Regions from separate parts of the Homo sapiens genome. Here region 2 is linked to region 1. Evidence: read pairs that join two places in POLR2A ChIA-PET (ENCODE). Cell type or tissue: MCF 10A. All regions are shown on one strand. Links, peaks and the distances in the headings refer to the core of each region. The heading gives the core; the rest is flanking DNA. Region 1 holds the start of LOC105370104 (a long non-coding RNA gene). Region 2 overlaps FGF9 (fibroblast growth factor 9).

Region 1 (8,000 bases), core at 1-8,000:
TTTCTATTTGTATTAGAGATGGGGTTTCACCATGTTGGCCAGGCTGGTCTCAAACTCCTGACCTCAAGTGATCCACCCACCTCGGCCTCCCAAAGTGCTGGGATAAAGGTGTGAGCCGCCATGCCCAGCCACAGGCATTCTTTTTTTTTTTGAGACAGAGTCTCGCTCTGTCACCCAGGTTGGAGTGCAATGGCTCAAACTCGGCTCACTGCAACTTCTGCCTCCCAGGTTCAAGCAATTCTCCTGCCTTAGCTTCCTGAGTAGCTGGGATTACAGGTGTGTGCCACCACGCCCGGCTAATTTTTGTATTTTTAGTAGAGATGGGGTTTCATCATGTTGGCCACGCTGGTCTCGAACTCCTGACCTCAGGTGATCCATCCGCCTCGGCCTCCTAAAGTGCTGGGATTACAAGCGTGAGCCACTGCGCCCGGCCAAGCAGGCATTCTTATTTATTATTAATTCCTTAAAGTTCTAAGGTCCTCTTCTTTGGAAACACATGAAATATAACTATGTGACAAGAATAACATTTCTTGTTAACAGGAAGTACTCAAATAATTTTGGGGCCACAGACAATAGATAGTAAAGAAATGGCTTCTAATTTCAGAGATAAAATAATAATAACTAACCTGTGGGAAAAGAGAAGAGAAAGGTTGTACCAACTATAGTTATTTTGTTTCTGCCGTGTTTATGGAGGCTTCCATTTGTCCACTTTTTTATGTAAAACACAATTTGTTGAGTGGCTTCTATGTACTAGGCAAGGGGTTGGATACTGTGGCAGCTACCATACCTGCCTACATCCTAACCTCTTACCTCAAAGAGCTAAAACTCTAATAATATGAGACAGGTCTACAAGGAATCATGACACCAGACCATTTCTCAGGGGGCAGAAGTCCCACAGAGCTCCTGGGAATTCAGGAAAAAGCAAAGGGGGCTGTTCCTGGCTAAGATCAAGAACAACTTCTCAGAGACACTGAGTGAGAAGCAGGCCATGAAGGATGGTGTAGTTGTTTCCTGTTGCTGCCGTAACAAATACAGTTTTCCTTCCTTACTTGCAGGGGATACGTTCATCCCCCTGTGGATGCCTGAAACTGCAGATAGCCCTGAACCCTATATAAACTATGTTTTTCCTATACATACATACCTATGATAATTTATAAATTAGGCACAGTAAGAGATTAACAACAATAACTGGTCGGGCACGGTGGCTCACGCCCTGTAATCCCAGCACTTTGGGAGGCCAAGATGGGCGGATCACTTGAGGTCAGGAGTTTGAGACCAGCCTGGCCAACATGGTGAAACCCCGTCTCTACTAAAAATACAAAAATTAGCTGGGCGTGGTGGCGTGCACCTGTAGTCCCAGCTACTCGGGAGGCTGAGGCAAGAGAATCATTTGAACCCAGCAGGCGAAGGCTGCAGTGAACTGAGATCGTGCCACTGGACTCTAGTCTGGGCAACAGAGTGAGACTCCATCTCAGAAAAAAAAAAAAAAGAAAAGAAAAAAAAACTAAAAATAAAATAGAACCATTAACCATTATAACAATATACTGTAATAAAAGTTATGTGAATTTGGTCTCTCTCTCTCCCAAAATATCTTACTGTATTGTACTCACCTATTTTCTGACCTTGGTTGACAGTAGGTAACTGAATCTGTGAAAAGCAAAGTCACAGGTAAGGGGGGACTACTGAACCACAAACTTAGTGGCTGAAAGCAACATAACTTGATTATCTTATAGTCCTGTAGGTCAGAAGCCCAATGTTGATCTTGTTGGACTAAAACCAAGGAGCTGGAGAGCTGCATCCCTTCCTGGAGGCTCTAGCAAAGGGGCTGTTCCTGCTAGTTGGGCTTTTAGCCTAATTCAGGTCTTTGTGGTTTTAGGACTGGGGAGTGTTTCTTGCTGGCTGTTCTCAGCTTCTGGAAGCTGCTGCATCCCTTGACTTGTGGCCTCCATCTTCAAAACTAGCAGCAGGGTCAAGTCCTTCTTTTGCTGTTGCATCTTTCTAGCCTCCCCTTCTGCCTTCTACTGCTTTTAAGGACCCATTTGACTACGCTGGGCCCCACCTGAATAATCCAGCATAGTCTCCCCCGTTTAAGGTTTGTAACCACAACCACATCTACAGCTCCCCCTTTGCCAAGTCAGGTAACACAGTCACTGGTTTCAGTCATTAAGGCATGGACATCTTTGGGGGTGGCTATTATTCTGCCTACTGCAAATGAGAAGGATTTCAACCAAAAGAGAAACTGGGGAGGGGACATCCAGGCCTGGAAAGGCACAAGCAGGGTATGGGGACAGATCCTATGCAGGAAATAGCCATTTCATTGGACCTGGGCTCAAGTGATCCTCCTGCCTCAGCCTCCCAAGTAGCTGGGACTACAGGCATGTGCCACCATGCTGGGCTCTCCGAAATAATTTTTACAGCTTACTCCCCAAGTATTTGTTTGACTGTACATAATCGCAGAGCTGTGCCATCTCATCTGTCTACTTCTTTGTTTACTTCATTTCCCTATTTCTCTAACATCTTCCCTGCTCTCTCAGAAGTCCATTATCTGCATGCCTCAAATACCAGGCTTTCTCTGTGACTTTGTTCTGTCCTTTTCTCCTTCCAAGTATCTTTACCTCAAACATTAGTTCTTCCTCCCACCAATGTCTTTCTGAAGGCTATTAGCTCTAGGACATTTTTCGAGTTCCAACCTCAAACCCAAGAACTCTTTTTGGCCTGGGGTTACCAACTATCAAATACGATCTGCAGAGACTGCATCCTGATTTGTGTAGATTTCCCTTTGCTCTCTGAAATTTGGCAGCCTCTTGGTTACTGGCCGGCTTCCACTTCTGCAGGTGAATCACCTTATCATAATCTCATCATGGTTTTCATTATCAAACCCATTTATCAAGCAGGCAAAGATAACTCATTCGGTTTTTATTTATCAGCTCTGGTTGATAAAGCAAAATACTGAGGGTTTTTTTTTTTTTTTTAGGAGACGAGTCTCACTCTTTCACCCAGGCTGGAGTGCAGTGGCATGATCTTGGCTCACTGCAGCCTCGGCCTCCCGGGTTCAGCAGTTCTCCTGCCTCAGCCTCTGGAGTAGCTGGGACTATAGGCACACACCACCACACCCGGCTAATTTTTTTTTTTGTATTTTAGTAGAGACAGGTTTCACCATGTTGCCCAGGCTGGTCTCGAACTCCTGAGCTCAGACAGTCCTCCCACCTCGGCCTCCCAAAGTGCTAGGATTACAGGCGTGAGCCACCTCGCCCGGCTGATAAAGCAAAATACTGGTCTTAAGGTCAGGCATGGTGGCTCACGCCTGTAATCTCAGCACTTTGGGAGGCCGAGGCGGGATCACAAGGTCAGGAGATCAAGAACATCCTGGCTAACACAGTGAAACCCTGTTCTCTACTAAAAATATAAAAAAAAATTAGCTGGGCGTGGTAGCGGGTGCCTGTAGTCCTAGCTACTCGGGAGGCTGAGGCAGGAGAATGGCGTGAACCCGGGAGGCAGAGCTTGCGGTGAGCTGAGATCGCACCACTGCGTTCTAGCCTGGGCAACAGAGCGAGACTCCATCTCAAAAAAAAAAAAAAAAAAATACTGGTCTTAAAAGGAGCTGTAAAATAACAACCAAAACAACATTTAGTAGTTAATTTTAAATTCAAAGTTTAAAAACATATCATGAAAATGTTTCCTTTACAGTTACACAATTAAATATGTATTGTCAATTTAGATTAACTCAGATGACTTTGAAAATATTAGTTTTGTTATGGAAATGGATTCTTGTTGAGATGAGAGTTTGGGCCTTACCCTGTTGCTCCTAAAGCAAGTTTTACCAATGTTTACTGCAAACGTTTGATAAAAAATTTAAATGGAAGGTTTTGGAGCATATAGAATTAAAACTTCACCTTTTCAATGGGATGTTTCTTTTAATTATAGACAAAGCAGCATTCTGCTCAGGTCTGCAAATGAAATGGAAGTTGCAGCCAACTGTAAACGTAATGAGAAATGAGTAAATAGTTGGTGTTGCTGTCATAGCTCACTCAGCAGACAGAGTAAGCTTTCGGGGGACGTGGTAAGAAAAAAAATTGTTTTAGCAATTCTTCTCTTACTAACGTAAGTGTCAACACAAGAATTCTGTAAATGCAGAATGTGATTTGTATCTTCATAGTGTATCTTTGAGCTTTTCTGGGAATGAATCTTCTCAAATTATTGAGCAATTCTGACTTACGCAACCACATAGTTTATTACTCATCTGAGAAGCAGAGTGGCTATTTGGAGAATGAAGCTACACTTGGAGTCTCTGGAGGTGGCTGGAAAGGGAGGTCTGCGGGGACTGGTCAGGTGGTTGCCCTGGAAAGTTGCTGGAACCCTGGGCCTTCCCTAACTATGCATTAGAGGCTGTTGCTGTATTTTCCTGGAGATTCAGTTTTCCAAAATAGCTAAAAGCAAAGCAATTAGAAATAAATTAAAATCAGAGGAAAATGTACAGTCTCATGATTTTAATATTGGAAAACATGAATAAGAATTGAAATTTAATACTGAAGATTTTCTCCCCTGGTACCCAAATTGTTTTCATAATTGTACAAAATGAGAATTTGTAATGGTTACAATGGTTAAAATGGTAAGTTTTATGTAATGTATATTTTACCACAAATTTAAAAATACGATTTAAATTAAGAAAGAAAACTAGTGGCAAAACCTATTAAATAAAGGCTTTTTAAAAATACAAAATAGGCCAGGTGCGGTGTCTCACACCTGTAATCCCAGCAATTTGGGAAGCCGAGGCGGGTGGATCACTTTGAGCTCAGAAGTTTGAGACCAACCTGGCCAACATGGCGTAACCCTGTCTTTACTAAAAATACAAAAATTAGCCGGACGTAATGGCGCAGGCCTGTGGTCCCAGCTACTCAGTAGGCTGAGGCAGGAGAATCACTTGAACATGGGAGGCAGAGGTTGCAGTGAGCTGAGATTGCACCACTACACTCCAGCCTAGGTGACAGAGTGAGATTCTGTCTCAAACAAACAATAATAATAATAATACTCGTTGGGCGAGGTGGCTCATGCCTGTAATCCTAACACCTCGAGAGGCGGAAATCACCTGAGCCCAGGAGTACGGGACCAGCCTGGACAACATAGCGAAACACAGTGTCTACAAAAAATACAAAAATTAGCCAGGCGTGGTAGCATGCGTCTGTAGTCCCAGCTGCTGGGGAGACTGAGGTAGGAGGATCCCTTGAGCCTGGGAGGTCGAGGCTGCAGTGAGCCGTGATCATGCCACTGCACTCCAGCCTGGGTGACAGACCCAGACCCTGTCTCAAAAAAGCAAAAACAAACAAAACAGTAATACTCCACTTTTCCCTAAATCTGACGTCCAATATTATAAACTCTGTGGAAAATGTCTAGGAAATGAGGGAGCAAAAGGTCTTTTGATAGTTGAAATAGCTGTCAGAAAGTTCTGGTTCTCTGCATAGAAAAAAAGGTTTTAAGGATAAGAAGTTCTATTAGTTTTTACTTTACATATAATTTTAATAAGCTAAGCAATGTTTCTTTGCTAATAGATTAAAAGTTTAAAATTAATAAGGTATGATATATTACTAAAGACTGGATTCTTAATAGCAGAGAAAAAAATAGCTGATTACCTAACAGAGACAAAACAACTCTAAAGAAAAAACCAACTGAGGCAAAAGTTTTTCCTTCTACATTCACATTCAACACTCAACACACTTCTGGTCACCAAAACGTGTGGGTTTTTCCCATCACACACCAACTGGGTGTCCTAGAATAATTCAGTTCAATTCTGACACTATCTACCTGGAGTTAGTGCAGACCCCATAGGTTAAGGGCTCAGTCCTAGAATACTGCCCCCATTTGGGATGCCAATAGTAGGTTGTCACCTAAACTGGTAATCAACTGTCTGTAAATCACTTTTCACTACCCCTTCTCAGGTTTTATTAGTTTGCTAGGATGGCTTATAAAACTCATGGAGGCCGGGTGCAGTGGCTCATGCCTTTGGGAGGCCGAGGCCAGCAGATCACTTGAGGTCAGGAATTTGAGACAGCCTGGCCAACATGGTGAAACCCCGTCTCTACTGAAAAAAAATTAAAAAACAACAAAAATTACCCAGGCATGGTGCCGCACGCCTGTAATTCCAGCTACTCGGGAGGCTGAGGCAGGAGAATCACTTGAACCCGGGAGGCGGAGTTTGCAGTGAGCTGAGATCATGCCACTGCTCTCCAGCCTGGGCGACGGAGCGAGACTCTGTCTCAAAAAAATAAATAAATAAAAATAATAAAACTCATGGAAACACCCGCATTTACAGGTTAATGACAGATACTATAAAGGATACAGATGAACAGAAGAGATACATAGGTTGAGGTCTGGAAGAGTCCTGAGTGCTGGGCTTTCTGTCCCCATGGAGCTGGAGTGTGCCACCCTCCCAGCATGCAGATATATTCATCATCCCAGAAGCTCCTGAACACTGCAGTTTATGGAGGCTTTATGATGTTGGCATGATTATTAACTCAATCACCAGCCCCTCTCCCCTTCCTGGAGGATGGGAGATAGGGCTGAAAGTTCCAAGAGTCTAATCATGACTTGGTCTTTCTGGCAACCAGTCTCCATCCAGGAGCCACCAACAGTCACCTGATTGGAACAAAGATGCTCCTATCGCCCAGGAAATTCTGAGGGATTCAGGAGCTATGTGTCAGGAATTGGGGTCAAAGACCAAATATTAGAACAGAAGATTCTCCTAGCGCCCCTACATACAAGGATATTAAGAGCTCTGTTTCAGGAACTGGAGGCACAGACTAATAGATAAACATTTCATAATAACTAACCACAACAACAACAACAATTCCTCAAAACACAGACAAAGCCTGGTGCGGTGGCTCATGCCTATAATCCCAACACTCAAGACCAGCCTGGGCAATATGGCAGAATAACATCTCTACAAAAAATACAAAAAAATTAGCCTGGTGGGATGGCATACGCCTATGTTCTCCCCCACCCAACAAAAACGAAAAACAAAAAAAAGGCCAAAAAAAAAAAAAAAAACAAAACCCAAAACTGTTAAATTGAATGTATTAAGTGCAATTTTTTTTTTTTTTGAGACAGGGCCTCTGTCACCTAGACTGGAGTGCAGTGGGAGCAATCATGGCTCACTGCAGCCTCAGCCTCCTAAATAGCTGGGACCACAGGCATGTGCCACTATGCCCAGCTAATTTATTTGTATTTTTATGTAGAGACAATGTTTTGCCATGTTGCCCAGGCTGGTCTTGAACTCCTGGACTCAAGTGATCCTCCCACCTCAGCCTCTCATAGTGCTGGGATTACAGGTGTGAACCACCACACCTGGCCTTGAATTTTACCATTAAAATGTTCTTTACATATGGTTTTTGGGGGAGAATATCTTCTCTGTTCTTAAGGAATGCATAATTTAGTTAAGGACATAAACTACTGTATATGGATATAAAACGACTCTAAAACAAATGAAACAAGTCGATGTTCCGTTTTCTTCTCGGTTGTCTGGGTCTTGCATGATCTGATCCTATTCTATTTTTATGCTACTGCCCATAGAGAACATTCTTCTGTAGTTAGGCAGATTTTATTTTATTTTATTTTGAGATAGAGTCTGGCTCTGTCGCCCAGGCTGGAGTGCAGTGGCGCCATTTCGGCTCACTGCAACCTCCACTTCCTGGGCTCAAGCGATTCTCGTGCCTCAGTCTCCTGAGTAGCTGGGATTACAGGCATGTACCCCCATGCCTGGTTAATTTTTGTATTTTTAGTAGAGAAAGGGTTCCGCTACGTTGGCCAGGCTGGTCTAGAACTCCTGGCTTCAAGGGATCCGCCCGCCTCGGCCTCCCAAAGTGCTGGGATTACAGGTGTGAGCCACCGTACCCAGCCATAGTTGATATTCTATAGGAGCCTTAGGGAGAGAACCCCTACACTATCCTGGCTTCACAACTGCAGAGGCCTCACAAGCAAGTGGATTCTCTGTGTCTGCTAGGCCTGGA
Region 2 (8,673 bases), core at 674-8,673, 610 kb before region 1:
TAGTAGGGCCCTATTTAGGTTTCCTCATTCATTCTATTCTTTAAAATTGTTTACTTTGCTGTATCTCTTATAAAATAACATATATAAACTATACTTTGAGATAAACAATTTTAAAATAATTTAATATTTGAGATGCATACTCAAATTAAGTATATTTATTTGAAATGCATATGTTGAGATGCATATTCAAAAAAAATTTTTTTGGTGGGGATACGTGATCAAAAAATTTGGAGGCCACTGTGATAAAGTTCCATCTACACACTAAAAGTCAGAACTTCTCTTCTACACACACAAAAAAAGCATTTTATTGAGTTCAACTGTGACCCACTCAAACCCACATTACATACCTAAAAGCAAAAAAAAAAAAAAAAACTGAAGTTGTGACAAAAAAGATCATTTTCTATTTTTTTAATGTAAGTTTCCTTTATCTTGTATCTTATCTTTTTTCACACTTAAAGGTATTCACAAAAATTGTGTAGGGAGTTAATAATTTTGCCTAAACCATCCACTGTGTTTAAAAAGCTAAAGTCAATCCTATACTTACAAATACATTTTAGCATTTTATATATATGTATGTGTGTATCTATATATACATATTTTTACAAGCCTAATGGTAGAAAATTATATCTAGAAAAAGTTTTGCCCTTCATTTCTGTGTATTGAGAACTCCAAATCTTTCCTCATTCTAAGCTTCTTTTCATTTTCAACTTTTTGTAAACTAAAGTTCTCATATTTCAGAAAACATGGATTAAATTCTCATTTGACCACCAGTAATTGCAACGATAAGTTACTTTGGGAGACCAAGGCAAGAGGATCACTTGAGGCCAGGAGTTCAAGACCAGCCTGAGCAACATAGCGTGACCTTGTCTCTACAAAAAAAAAAAATTTTCGTTAACTACGTGTGGTGATGCACACCCATAGTCCCAGCTACACAGGAGGCTGAGGCAGGAGGATCTTCTGAGCCCATGAGTTCCAGGCTGCAGTGAGCAATGATTACACCACTGCACTCTAGCCTGGGCAACAGCAATACCCTATCTCAAAAAAAAAAAAAAGAAAGAAAAGAAAAGAAAGAGAGAAAGAAACGCTACAGATTAATTTCATTACAAGTTTGAAAGTTGAAAACCCAAGTTAGTATATATTATTCATACTTATACATTCAGCAAAAATGTATTAAGTCCCTGCTGCGTACCACACACTGTGTTTTAGGTACTGCATTAATAGGAGTAAAGTGATACCATGATGGAAAGTTAGTCCCCGCCACAGAGTGGAAGAGTAGACTTTGTCTCATTCACACCTCAGCACCTATAACAGTGCCTGTCTGGCACCTGGCAGAGCACAATAAATACTTCTTCACTGTCTCCCATGAGGACCTTACAACCTAGTGGGGATGTGGAGTGGGAAAAAAAGAAATTCATAACATTTGCAAATAATTACAATATCGTAATATTCTTATTCACGTACAAAAATATCTGACAACAATTTCCATCTCCCTTCTTCTCTGCATAATGAAAATCTTGGATGTAGCTCAGAGAGAGTTTAGATTCACTGCATGGTCTATTTCTAGTTTTAATTACAATGCTTGGCAAAGCTTAGGAGGAGATCATTTCAATTCATTTCAAAAATAACTCTCATTCAATACAAAGAGATGGGATTTTTCACACTTGTAAATTTTTTTATTTACTTGATAATTAAGATGGTTTGGCATATAAATAAAGCATTTTCTTAGCAACTTTGGTCTAGTGAAGGTGCAGAGCTGTTTATCTATTAATAAAAATAAAATGGCTTTCCTCAAAAAGTAAAAACTTACACTCGCCTTCCAAACAGACTCAGTTGCATTTCTGGCCCTTTTTAATCCAGAGAAAAGACAGCTGTTCAAATCAAACATGGAGATAAAGCTGGATGAAGTCCCTCCAGTACTTACTGATCCATACAGCTCCCCCTTCTCATTCATCCCGAGGTAGAGTCCACTGTCCACGCCTCGAATGCTGACCAGGCCCACTGCTATACTGATAAATTCCAGAATGCCTGTAGACAAAGGGTAGAAGGCAGAGGACAGATCAGATCACAGAGCATGTCCTTAGAGTCCCAGCATCCCTGGGGTTTTGGAGAGGACACTAAGCCCAGCTCCCCACTTGGATAACCCCACGCTAGTTAAAGAAGTGTCTTCTCTTTGAAAATCACTGTGTAAAAGAATTGATTTTCAACTAAATTCTATCTTATCATAATGACACAAAAATACTTACCAACATGACTTACACAAAAAACAAAACATTTTAAAAATTAAAAAGTTAGTATCTACATAGATATGCTAAGAAGTAATAGGACAGAAAAACCAGTGTGTACATAATCTAATTAACTTCAAAGAGTAGAATTTAAGACAAAGACAACCTACATCCACTTTGTAAACATGAAGTTAAGCATCTGTCTGTGATTCTCTTATTTTGAGAGACATAAGACCATTCGCTAAACAGAATACTTTTTTAGAAAAGACAACCTATTTCCACTTTATAAACATGAAGTTAAGTATCTGTGTGTGAGTATCTTGCTTTTGGACTTCCCAGCCTTTAGAACTGGGAGAAATAAATACCTGTTTAAGTAGCAAAAAAAAAAAAAAGTATTCTGTTTAGAGAATAGTCTCTCAAAATAAGAGAATGAAGTGCTAACTAAAGCCTTGATTGGTTTATACAGAAAATTATCCAGCTCTCTATTGTGTTAACTTTTTTTAACTCTATCTAGAAAACTAAAACTGCCCACATACATCCCAATTATTTTTGCTTAAACAAAGTATTGGTTTTTGCTATACTTATCTAAACCTCAAAGAGATAGTTAAGCAATTAAAATAATAATATTCTGAAGAGATAAATACTGCTCTTGATTTAAAGTAGGCATGGAATGCTGTATTCCAAAATCAAATCGACACAATGATCTTATTTTACTTCCTTCTTTCCCCTTGCTTACCTCACTAAGAATAACACCTAAGCTGGGCATAAATCCAGAATTTTATGGCCACACAACAGCAGTTTCAATTTCTGTAACTACAGTGTGGTTATAAGATGATTAGCCCACAGTATATTTAGGACACTGCTAATTTTTTTTTTTTTTTTTTTTTTGAGATGGAGTCTTACTCTGTTGCCCAGGCTGGAGTGTAGTGGTGCGATCTTGGCTCACTGCAAGCTCCGCCTCCCGGATTCACACCATTCTCCTGCCTCAGCCTCCTGAGTAGCTGGGACTTCAGGCTGGGACAGCCACCACGCTGGGCTAAATTTTTTTTTTTTTTTTTTTTTGTATTTTTAGTAGAGACGGGGTTTCACTGTGTTAGCCAGGATGGTCTCAATCTCCTGACCTCGTGATCGACCCGCCTCGGCTTCCCAAAGTGCTGGGATTACAGGCGTGAGCTACCGCGCCTGTCTGGACACTGCTAATATTATTTGTACTCAGCCATTTTTTCCTTTTTATTGTAAATTAAAGTGCTACATTTTATGTAGACCTTACATTAATGCATATCAAATATTGAGTTCTTGTTTTAAAAATACTTTCAAATATTAAAAATTTTACTTACATTTAAGAGTTCAGAAAAAAACTTAGGGTAACAATGTGCTATAGTCAGTCTCATGTGACTAATAAAAAAGCACTTACATGAATTTTTCAACAATTAATTCTGCAACTCTCACAAAATACACTGGTACTGCAATCAAAAGAAGACATGAACAGCATAAATCTAATAAAGGATTAACTCAAGAGGAAACTATTTCAAGGTGATGTAAAAAAGAAGAGCTATTTCTTCTAAAGGGGCATTCCTAATTCTTTTATAAGGACAAAATGTAACAAATTTATCTTGTGCTTAATGTAATTATTTTAATAGGATGTTAAACAGTATATCAAAAAAAGTGAAATTACAAATTGTGTTTTGAATCTGATAATCTATGACTCTATGATGGAGAATACATGCAAAAGAAGCCAGTTTATTACTAGCCTTCCCTACTTCAAAAGCAAATGGGAATATAAATAAGGCAATATTTCCATGAGATTCATTTTTCATGAGATGCACTCCCTTTTTGATGCATTTTATTTCATTGTACTATTCTTCTGAGTCAAAATAACTAAAATTGTGGCATTTTATTATTATTAGCAGTCACATGTATGTGAATATCTTCTTAGTAACCTGAAAGCACACCAAAATGTGGGTCATACATACCCTGAAATTAATGTAATGAGTTAATTAATGTTCAATTTTCGTCGTAAGATGAAATGCAGGAAACATTTGGCCCCTTTTGAGGTCTGAATGATTTAATTTACCAGGTCAATAAGGAAAGGTTTAATCATAAAACTAAAAAATATTTGCAGCTTCTAAGGGAGCATGTGATGATCTTTCTGCTTTCCCTGCACACGGAGTAGCTGAGGACTAATAATGAATATTAGCCAGTGTTGCCCATCAGGTCCAACAAAGAATAAGGTGCATGTGATTTCACAAAACCTTTTCACTGGCTGGTCTGCAGAACATCAAGAAAAAAAAATAACAGCAGCAGCAATGATAATTGTAATAGTAAAAATTCTTGAGCATTTAGTCTATGCCAAATGAGAGGCCGTCTCTCATTTAATCCCCAGAACAACTCTAGGCATTACAATATTCTAATCCCCAGTGTACAAATGGGGAAATTGAGGTTTAAGGAGGTTAATAATTAGCCCCCAAGCAACTGGACTCCAAAACCTATTTCCTTAACTATTATGCACATCTTACATTTGGTTTTACCTTTTTTAATGTTTCTGTGATTTCTGTACCATTTTCATATAGCTGAGTTCTGAAAGTATTACTATATAATTTAGAAATGAAGATATCAAGATATCTATCTCGTTTCTTTTTCTGGCATTGACAAGACAGCTGTAATTCATATTCGTTCACTTTTTCATTCAAGAAGCTATTATTGAGGGTTTATTATAAGCCAAGCACCATACCATTTATTGAGTATATAAAGATGAACCGGATATAGCCTAGGTCCTATTACCCTCAAATTTTTGCTCACCATCTGTTGGGAAGAAGAACACGTAAACAGATAAATATAACAACAGTGTGGCAAATGCAGTTGAGAGGGAGCTGTTCAGGGTATGGGCAGTCCAAAGATGGGCAGCTCATCTGGGTTTCTGAAGGCAAGTCAGAGGCTTCCCAAGAAAATAAATACCTGAGATAAGTCTCCAAAAAGCTATCCAAGCGAGAAGGAACTACCTACAGACCCCAGGTGGAAAAGATTTCATCACCTCAAACCACCACCCATTTCTCCGCAGTTCCTTAAAAATAGAGACGTCAAAATAACAGCCCAGCTTTTTATGTGGTCACCTCAGTGATGCAAGGACAAGCAGACCAACTGAACGTAGGAGTCACAGTCATTCTCCCCCATGCAAAGAATTCCACTGTTGTAAGGTCAGGAAGATCTAGCAACCCCGCAACAGGATCCCACCCCAACCAGACCAGAAACCTCATCATTCCTGGTACCCTCTTGTCCACAATAAATTCTATAACCTCAACCAGGTCCATTCAGCTCTCTCTGGGGTGGAGCTGGTGCCAGGCAAGTGCTTCCAACTACACTCCCTGAGTACAACCCACTCCACATGTTATCTGCTCACATGACTGGGCAGCAGAGGGGGCTGGATCAATAACAGCCAGGAGAAGCCTTCTGTGCAGAGACATCTGAATGTTTAATGATCAAGGAGAGAGAAAGGGAAAGAAGGAAAGAGCAAAGAAAAGAAGGAAGGAAGAGGGGAGGAGGAAGGGAGGGAATGATGAGTTTGTGCCTAAAATTAGAACTGTGGCACACACATGTGTACCATGGCAGCCTGTCGCTCATTTTGGGCAGACACAGCCTTGACATCCTTAGCTCAGACGGCCCACAGTAATGGGTAGTGATAGGGTGACATGGGAAGCACAGGGTCGATGACTGCTGTCATTTCTTTGTTCTCTTCCACAGCAGTCAACAGTTCCAAATGAGGATATGCTCATTGGGACCCCATTGGATTTGATGAGGTGTGAGATCATCCATGGTCCATGAGAGACCAGGTCAATGCCTGGACTATTTCAGGAAAATCACCACACCGGACCTTCCTCATTGCCCCAGACTCACTATTAGTGACTATCCCCAGAGCTGATGGGCTGCCCCAGTTCTGTTCACATGGACCATTATCCCAAAGCTGGCACCGCCCCCTAGAGCCCATCTGTGCTGGGCCTCACCTCCAAGGCCAGGCAAGGCAGTGGGAGAGGAAGGCAGTCAGAGCTGCTCCACTCTGGCCCTCATGACATGGTTCTCTGGCTTAAGAGCCCCCAACGCATTACAGAACCGCACTCTTCAGACCACACAAATGTAGGCAGACTGTCGAGAGGGGCAGGGCATGAGGCTGCAGAAAATTAATGATTAAGCCTCTTCCCTGCAGAGCTTCCTGCTCACCCAGAGAAGCTCGAACCAGGGCTGCCAGATCAACCATCTCAGATCCTGCACCGGGGTAAGTTCGGATCTGTAGCAACCTGAGCACATCTCATAGAGTTTATATAGGAAATGACTAACTGAATGGGAGTTATAACTCCACTAATTTTTCCAGAACCTGAAGCAATCCTAAAACCATCTCCTTAAACACCCAGTGTTTTCCTGAGACATTGAAGAGTCAGATACATAGAACAGAATTAAAGTTCAAAACCCTGGAAATAAGTTTTAAACACCTGTTTAAAAAAATCATACTATCATATTTCTCCCCTCTAGTAAAACCTTCACCTGACCCAATTTGAATGGAAGCCCCAGTTTGGGTGCTCATCTGAGGTCCTGATGAAGACCGGCCTTTCAGAGCTACCTAACCCCAGCCAAAAAGGGAACAGACTTAGGTTTCCTAAACAAGTTAAATAGCAGATCAGGCCCAGCGTTCATGTTTTTATTATTTTACATTACTATTTCCCCAAATGATTTTCTGCTCACATTTCTATCCATCTAGCAAGGCTGGAGTGCTTTAAAAGTGAGCTCTATATATAGGCATATAGATATACAGATGAAACAAGACATCTCGCTCCCCCAGCCTACTGCACAGAGATACAATTGCGAGTTCCTTTTCTCCTTGTTCAATCTTATCTCCACACCACCAATCCGAGGGGGAAAAAAAAAAAAAAAGGCTCCTTCAAGGTCCCACCTAAGTTGTCACCTCTGCAGCTCCTGCTGGAACAGTAAGACTCCCCCACCCCCACGTCCTCTGCACTGCTGCTGCTGTGTCACTGCCAAGCTTGCCAGCAGCTGCAGTCACCTGCGGCTGCATGGGGGCGGCAAAAATCCTTTTTCCAGCGCGTTTCCTTCTGCTGTTTGATTTCAGGTAGAAAATGCACCTTCTATTTTAATCAAGGTGTAAACCCACCGCACCCCCCACCTACAGTTACTCTTTTCTAGAGAAACTGAGTGTGAGGACGAACTCCCCAGAGGGGAGCCGGGCTGCGGAGGAGAGGCTGCTGCCGGAGGAGGAGGAGGGCCGAAGGTGAGGCCGCGGCGGCGCGCGGGAGCGCCAGGTGTGCCAGAGCCGGGGCACCGCAGCCCCCTCGCCCCCTCCCGGCGCCTGTGCCCTCCCTCCGCCCTCCCCGCGCGAGCCGCGGTGTCCTAGCGCCGCCGCGGCCTCGTTCCGGGCGGGGCTGGGAAGGCGAGGGTAGGAGGCTCCCGGCACACGCACCACCGCTCTGCGGAGGTTGCTAATATTGGGACCTGCCGCAGCGGCAGCAGCGGGAGACCGCGGCACTGCTGTCACCCCGGGGGCCCGCTTCTCACTGCAACCGGATGAAAGACTTAAATAACCCTCCTGCCTCACCCTGCTTCCCCACCCCCACTGCGCACAGCCACCCACTCAACTCCATCCCAGCCAGAGTGAGTGGCACAGCGGAGCGCCAGAGCGCCCTTCCCCCTCGGCCGACGCCAGGCCGACGGGCTAGCTAGCGGCTCGGCGCCCCCAGTCCCCAACCTGGGCCGGGGCTTCCGCTCCCCTCCCATCCAACACTACCCCTAGCCCCTCCCCCCAGCCCCCACATCCCCCCCAGCCCCCACATCCCCCGCAACACTGTACCGAGAGCGTCTAAGGAGTGGAGATGCCACTTCCCTGACAACACCTTTCTCTGACCTCTAGGGGTGAGGGGTCTAGCTTTTTGTTTAACGGTTTCTATTGAGCCACTGTAGCCCGCCGCTGTCCTCATCCGCTCACCCTAGAATGCGCCTCTCCTGCCCTCCCCTCCCGCGTGGCCCCCGCCCTTGCATCCGCGCTCTCTCCAGTGGCAGAGTTACGGGATTTCTAATGACTCGACTGCATGTGGCAAACGTCCTATCCTAAAGGTGACTGCATCAAAAAAAAAAAATGCTCATGGAGGGAAGGGGTGCGTGAAGAAGCGCCAACTAGAATATCCCATAATCTCTGCACACCAGGGCCCAGTCGTGCTGCACCGGAGTTCTAATAGGGTCTCTCAAAGACAGGCTCGGCTGATCCACACAATAAAACCGGCTCGGGCCCGCCGCGGCGCCCCTGCAGCCGTGCGCCCCCGCCGCGCTCCCGCGCACACCCCGGGCTCCCCCGGTTGTGAAGCCGGAGCGGAGGCGGGGGCGCGGGAAAGCCAGATCGCGATCGGCGAGCTCGCGAGCTCTGCTCTCGGAAAGCGGTTAACAATAGCACGCC

What was found. ChIA-PET counts read pairs that join two places held together with the same protein. Peaks named below come from ENCODE experiments on the same cell type or tissue, not always from the same donor. Only the 100,000 strongest peaks of a DNase experiment are listed, where the experiment ranks them.
Region 2: POLR2A ChIA-PET joins it to region 1 with 6 read pairs; 2 of 35 experiments call an interaction of 5 or more read pairs at or near these places.

What each region holds. Positions count from the first base shown.
Region 1 is chr13:21,065,951-21,073,950 of GRCh38, reverse strand. It overlaps LOC105370104 (a long non-coding RNA gene), which reads right to left and starts at 6,419. Exons shown (of 4, transcript XR_941728.1): 1 at 6,354-6,419; 2 at 3,894-3,975; 3 at 1,611-1,647. In MCF 10A, for the core only: no CTCF peak of the experiment used is centred there; a DNase peak (open chromatin) is centred at 4,220.
Region 2 is chr13:21,674,394-21,683,066 of GRCh38, reverse strand. It overlaps FGF9 (fibroblast growth factor 9), which reads right to left. Exons shown (of 3, transcript NM_002010.3): 2 at 1,922-2,025. Among named protein-coding and RNA genes, the nearest start is that of FGF9, 7.7 kb to the right of the region's middle. RefSeq lists a silencer at 7,571-7,620. In MCF 10A, for the core only: a CTCF peak has its summit at 6,177 (motif pointing left); no DNase peak of the experiment used is centred there.